Regions from separate parts of the Homo sapiens genome. Here region 2 is linked to region 1. A link is a contact called in ENCODE Hi-C or POLR2A ChIA-PET data. All regions are on one chromosome and are shown on one strand. Each heading gives the region's core, a stretch centred on a gene start or an enhancer-like site at or near the end of the contact. The rest is flanking DNA. Distances are from core to core; before and after follow the strand shown. Region 1 holds the start of RPS24 (ribosomal protein S24). Region 2 holds the start of NUTM2E (NUT family member 2E).

Region 1 (3,620 bases), core at 692-3,191:
ACCTCGTGATCTGCCTGCCTCGGCCTTCCAGAGTGCTGGGATTACAGGCATGAGCCACCGTGCCCAGCCGGCTGACTATTTTCTTAAGAATAAGGATAGTTGGTCACCTCGGGAGGCTGAGGCAGAAGAATCGCTTGAACTTGGGAGGCGGATGTTGCAGTGACCCGAGATCCCGCCACTGCACTCCAGCCTGGGTGACAGAGCGAGATGCGGTCTCAAAAAAAAAAAAAAAAACAAAAAACGAAAAAAAAGAAAAATAGTCGGCCGGGGACGGTGGCTCACGCCTATAATCCCAGCACTTTGAGAGGCCGAGGCGGGGGCGGATCACTTGCGGTCAGGAGTTGGAGACCAGCCTGGCCAACATGGTGAAACCCCGTCTCTCCTAAAAATACAAAAATTAGCTGGGCATTGTGGCGCAGGCCTGTAATTTTAGTTACTCTGGAAGCTGAGCCAGGAGAATCGCTTGAATCCGGGAGGTCGAGGTTGCAGTGAGCCGCGATGAAGCCATTGCTCTCCAACCTGGGTGACAAGAGCTAGACTCTGTCTCAGGAAAAAAAAAAAAAGAAAATAGGAAAGCTGCCCGCAAAGCCTGCACCTTGGACACCTCGTCTGCACTAACATTTGGGAAATTCTTCTTATTATTTCTCCGGAACATATATATTTACATTCTTTACATGTCTGTTTCACGTTAAAGAAAATATTTCTGGAGCAATCAATTTTTTTTTCCTTTTTTTTTTTTTTTTTCTGAGACGGAGTTTCGCTCTTATTGCCCAGGCGGAGTGCAATGGTGCGATCTCGGCCCACTGCAACCTCCGCCTCCCGGGTTCAAGCGATTCTCCTGTCTCAGCCTCCCAGATAGCTGGGATTAGAGGCATGCACCACCACGCCCGGCCAATTTTTTTTTTTTTGTAGTAGAGACGGGGTTTCGCCATTTTGCCCAGGCTGGTATCGAACTTCTGACCTCAGGTCATCTACCTGCTTCGGCCTCCCAAAGTGTTGGGATTATAGGCGTGAGCCACTGCCCCTGGCTTCCAATTTTTTTTTCCTTTTTTTTCTTTTCTTTTTTTTTTTTTTCTGAGACGGATTTTCGCTCCTGTTGCCCAGGCTGGAGTGCAATGGTGTGATCTCGGCCCACTGCAACCTTTGCTTCCCGGGTTCTGGCGATTCTCCTGCCTCAGCCTCCCGAGTAGCTGGGATTACAGGCATGAGCCACCACGCCCCGCTAATTTTGTATTTTGTATTTATTTATTTATTTATTTTCGTAGATACGTGGTTTCGCCATGTTGGCCAGGCTGGTATCGAACTCCTGACCTCAGGTGATCCGCCCGCCTTGCCCTCCCAAAGTGCTGGGATTACAGGCGTGGCCATCGCGCCCGGCCAAATATTTTTCAAAATCTAATTTTGCATAATGACCAAGATTTGCAGAAAAATACAAATTAAAGAGATCTTTTAAAGTAAAGATTCGTCATAAAAGTCACAGAAATAATACTCATGAATAATAAATTAGAATGGGCAATGTTAAGTACTTGAAATAACAAAGGTTTTAGAGTCAGGGTTTCTGCAGTTTCCCTAGCCATATAACGAGGAGACTGTTAGAGAGGATATCCTAAAATGCTTTCCAAGTTTACCCACCTCTAACTCGGAAGAAGGCAATTTAAACTAATTTGGTTTACCGGAATTCAAATACGTACAATTCAACATAATGAATTGAACTGAAATTGAACACCTGCTTGCGTAAACCTAGTCGGCTCGAGTTGTTCTGGTTCTGGATTGGTCAGTCTAGAGTTCCAGGGGTGTGGCCAAAAGTCTGTGAGGCGGGGCCGTAGGCAGCCTAAATCAGGCATCGGCGCGGTCAGCCTCGTGGCGCGCCCACGCCCCCACGCCGGCTCTTCCCGGGGTCCTTCCGTGCGCGTTGATATGATTGGCCGGCGAATCGTGGTTCTCTTTTCCTCCTTGGCTGTCTGAAGATAGATCGCCATCATGGTGAGTCTCCCTGGGCCCGTGCAGTCATCTGCCGCGTATCCGAGCCATCCGTGGTCCCTGGGTCCCAGTACTTGAGCTATAGGCACGCGAAGCCCGGTTGCTCTTCTCTGGCCGTTTCTGTCAGAGGATGGTTGTCGAGGGGCTCGGGGCTGTTGGCAGGGCGTCCGGGCTGGCGGGCTGCGCTGTAGACCCGGACACGCTGGGCTTCGGGCTCCAGCGCCTGGGCAGTGCAGGAGCTGTTGCGCTTGTTGACTTCGTGGAGCACGGTGGATGGGGGTAGGGGGCGGGCGGGATAGATGGACACTGGGAGGCACATCTCGTCTGCAGTTCCTCATTGGGCTAGGTAGGCGGCTTGCAGGTGATGGCAGTACAAGAGGTGAAGAAGGTGCGGGCAGCGCCTGGGCGAGTTGCGGCAAGTGAAACCATTCCCACGTGTAAGCTAGAAAACTTGTCAGCTGGATGGATCTTCATGTTTCATAGTGGGGAAACAGGCCCTGGAAAGAGATGTTATAAAAAGGTAGTCCTGCCCTAAGTCATGCGTTATTAGCTCCTCCAGCATCCGTTTTTAACTTTACCAGCAATCTTTTTTTTTTCTCCTTACCTTTGATCCGTTACTTTCAAGAATTGAGTACCACTGACGTGGATTTAATTTGGTGTGGTTTCTCAAAGTAAAATGGAGAAAGTCTAGGAAGTTATTTGCTGCCATGAAAGTCTCTTGCGCCTCCTTTTTGGTAAAATTGTTAGCATAAATTGCTTAATGCCCACATTTTTTGTTAGGTATTAAGTAAAGGTGCAGTTCAGTCCTTCAGAAGGGAATATCGTTTTCTCTGATCTCTGCTATGGCCATTCTAGAAGGATAGATTACATGTAGGTAGTGAGTACAAGGTTTGGGGCACATTTGTGCAAGACATGATAAACACAGTTCATTGAGTGACCTTTATATGAGCCACAGCAGTTTTTACCCCAGAGAAGTGATTCTCAACCCGGAGTGATTTTTCTCCTAAGGGAACAGTTGGCTAAGTCTGGAGACATTTTTGATTGTCACAACTGGGAAAGGTGGGAAGTGCTTCCGGCATCTAGTGGTTAGAGGGCTGGGATTTTTATAGTTATTCTAAAACATACAGTCCCCACAACATATCCATATGGAATTATCCATATGGAAATATCAGTAGTGCTGAGGTTGAGAAACCCTGCCCCAGAGATACACATAACCTAGTGAAGTAAGTTGTACAGATTCATGTGTAAAACCATTGTGTTTTCCTGGTATTTTATGTATTCCTTAGGTGTATCCTGTGAGTTTGGCCTTGCCCAGTGGGTTTTATTTACTTTAGTTCGCTACATGACTAATGGCTACAAATTGGACTGCAACATTCTAGGTCTTGGAAAATCACAGCAAGGCCAAGAAAAGTTGGAGTAGTTTTATTAACCAGAGTGTTTATGTTTTCAGAACGACACCGTAACTATCCGCACTAGAAAGTTCATGACCAACCGACTACTTCAGAGGAAACAAATGGTAAGGAAGGGCACATCAATCTTTGCTTAATTGTCCTTTACTCTAAAGATGTATTTTATCATACTGAATGCTAAACTTGATATCTCCTTTTAGGTCATTGATGTCCTTCACCCCGGGAAGGCGA
Region 2 (2,809 bases), core at 1-2,500, 1.8 Mb after region 1:
ATGAAACCCAGCGTGTCAGGTGGACGGATCATGGAATGGGGGGCCAGCGGAGGTTAAGGAAGGAGGGCCCAAAGGTAGGGGTGGGAAAAAGAGAAGAGGAGGAGGAGGAAGTGCGCGTGTGAAGAGTGTTAAGAAAACGACAGGACAGAGCGGGGAGGGGAAAAGCGGGCCGAGGGACAGGGTGAAAGGTGAGAAACGAGGGTAAGAGGAAAGAGGGCCCGGGGCGCTGGGGAGTTGGGGAGACGATGGAGCGACAGGTAGAGCAGCTTGGGCCGAGCCGCGGGGGTGGAATCCAGACGCCGGGCGGGGGAGGGGGCGGCGGGGCGGCGGGACGGTGGGTGGGGGCCACCAGGCGGCGCCGGAGACCACCAAACATTACAGCGAGCGAGCCTGCTTCCTGGAGGGAGTGCAGACAAGGACCAGGAGCGGGAGCCGAGCCTCGCGGCCCGGGGCACGGCGCCGCCTGCCCCTCCCCGGCAGTGCCTCCCGACCCCCTGCCCTCCGCTGGGACATGGCCTGAGGCCCCGCCCGCCGCCCGGGACCCCTCCCCCACGCTGCCCCCGGACCCTCGCCCCAGGACCGCGGGGTCTCTTCCCGGCCCCGCCGCCCGCCCCGGCGAGAACAGGCCCGGCGGGCAAGGCGGCGGCGGACCGAGGGAGGCCTGGCCCGGCAGCGGGGAGAAGGGTGCGGCGCAGCCCGAGTTTCCCACCTTTTATCCTGGCCCAGACGCGGCTGGGGCGGACGGGACCTCTCGCGCTCTGCCTCCTCCTCTTGCTTCATGGAGCCATGCGCCTGGGTGGGGGCTCCCGAGAGAAGCTGGCCTGCGGGCGGGCCGGACGCGCTGCGCGGACGGGACGGGGCGAAGGAGGCCGGCAGGCGGAGGAGGAAGCGGCGGGGCGGCGGCGGCGGCGGCGGCCGGGAAGAACTAGAGGTATTCCCCGGGCGGCTGGAGGACTGAGTCGAGCCGGGACCCGAGTCCTCCGGTATCCCAGCAGCCACCGGAGGCAGTGAGGTAATGGAGGAAGAATGTAGGGAGTCCTCCGGTGGACCACACTCCTTCTAGCGAGCCGCGGAAACCATAGAGATCAGGGCTCAGCCGGAGGGCCGGCCCACTGCTGTCACGTGGCCTCCATCCGTGCGCTTTATTGGCTGGTGCTGGCTTTACGGGGTTGAATTTTGGACGCTGCCTGCCATTCGTGGGACCGAGTTTCAGGCAGCTGGAATAAAGAGAGATATCGGGGGAAAGCCGCGAGAAGGCCAGCGTCCCTCGCTGGGAGCAGAGCTAGCCGAGTAGGGCGCCCGGCTGTCAAACTGGCCGGCGCAGTGCACGCTGGGCCGCCCCGGAGCGATCGCAGAGCCCGTCGGGAGTCGTAGTCCCGGACGGGCCCGCGGCATCGTCCGCGACGCAGCTCGGGATCCGGGTCGGGGTGTCGGCCGGGTTGCTGCCGGGCACCGTCGAGCGTTAGCCACCCAGCATTGAGCTGCCAGCGGCTGTTCTCCCTAAGCACCCTCGCTCACGTCGCCTCGCCTCGCCTGACCGGCCGCAGCCTTGGATACCAGCCTTAAATCGAGCCGACTACGGCCCAGCCCCGCCCGCGGCGAGGTGCGCGGGGTTCGGTGCGAGCCCCTCGCCCCTGGCCGGGCCAGCCTCTTGATGCACCGGGGACGGGCGCGCCCATCCGACTCTTCGAGGGGCGGCAGGGCCCCATCTGTGTCTTTCGCTCTCGAGCCCCCAGCTAGAGTTGGCTTCAGCGGAATACCTACTGTGCGGGATTATTCAACAAGCCGATTGATCACATTCTTCAGCTCTAGCAGTGCAAAGGCTTCACTGAAAAAGAACATTACAACTTTTTTGAAAGAAATTTGGGGGTAAATTTAATTTTAAATACTGATTTTTGATAACATTTGATCTTATGACAGCATTTGTATTTTTAATTACAGATAGGATTACACTAAAAGTCATTTCTGACCTGCTCCCTTACCCTTATGGCTAAAATAAACTGCTAGGCCCTGAAGCAAAGGCGAGCCATGTTCTAGAGCAATGTCTTTCTTGTATTAAAATACAGCCCCATGCTCACAAAAAAAAAAAAAAAAAATTTTGGAGTGTAAACATATACATCATCTTAATTTGAGTCCTTATGTGTTGACGGTGTGCAGGGAAGAATGGGAAAGTAACTGTAAGTGGAGCCCAGAAAGAACTAACAAATTCATGAAAAAGTGACATTATTGCTGGTCTATTTTTTTTTTAATTTTCTGCTTCCTCACACTCTCCCATACTAAATGAATTATTTAGTGGTTTTTTTTTTGTTTTTTTTTTTTTGTTTTTTTTTGTGATACGGAGTTTTGCTATTGTTGCCCAGGCTGGCACGATCTTGGCTCACCGCAACCTCCGCCTCCCAAGTTCAAGTGATTCTCCTACCTCAGCCTCCCAAGTAGCTGGGATTACAGGCATGCACCACCGCGCCCGGCTAATTTTTTGTGTTTTTATTAGAGACGGGGTTTCTCCATGGTGGTCAGGCTGGTCGCAAACTCCCGACCTTAGGTGATACGCCCACCTCGGCCTCCCAAAGTGCTGGGATTACAGGCGTGAGCCACCGTGCCCGGCCGACAGGTGTTTTTTATGAGTTACAGACTATGTGCTTTCAGAATGAGGCAACTGATTTAAGGATGTAAGCATAATTTAAGGATATTGAAAATGATATAGGAATAAATTTGTTTAGTCATTCATGGATTTATTCATTTTCAGATGACTATGTGTGTGAATATTTAAGAATTCTAAAACCGCATGGGATTACTTATAACTGTATAG

Evidence for each region. Hi-C counts contacts between places; a loop is a spot of excess contacts on that map. ChIA-PET counts read pairs that join two places held with the same protein, here RNA polymerase II (POLR2A). Pooled maps may share reads with other maps.
Region 2: a map of CD8-positive, alpha-beta T cell shows a loop between it and region 1 (20-fold over the local background). The contact joins the promoter of NUTM2E here to the promoter of RPS24 in region 1. A Hi-C loop is called at or near these places in 1 of 168 maps with a recorded cell type or tissue (CD8-positive, alpha-beta T cell) and 4 of 50 pooled maps. POLR2A ChIA-PET finds 5 or more read pairs at or near these places in 1 of 52 experiments (activated CD8-positive, alpha-beta memory T cell).

The regions. Positions count from the first base shown.
Region 1 is chr10:78,031,922-78,035,541 of GRCh38, forward strand. RPS24 (ribosomal protein S24) reads left to right here and starts at 1,942. Exons shown (of 6, transcript NM_033022.4): 1 at 1,942-1,983; 2 at 3,431-3,496; 3 at 3,590-3,620. The coding sequence starts at 1,981. RefSeq lists an enhancer at 1,742-2,271.
Region 2 is chr10:79,825,489-79,828,297 of GRCh38, forward strand. NUTM2E (NUT family member 2E) reads left to right here and starts at 1,251. Exons shown (of 10, transcript NM_001355263.2): 1 at 1,251-1,869. It overlaps NUTM2B-AS1 (NUTM2B antisense RNA 1), which reads right to left and starts at 1,106. Exons shown (of 7, transcript NR_120613.1): 1 at 710-1,106. LOC642361 (a long non-coding RNA gene) reads left to right here and starts at 414. Exons shown (of 1, transcript NR_029407.1): 1 at 414-2,114. RefSeq lists an enhancer at 137-735.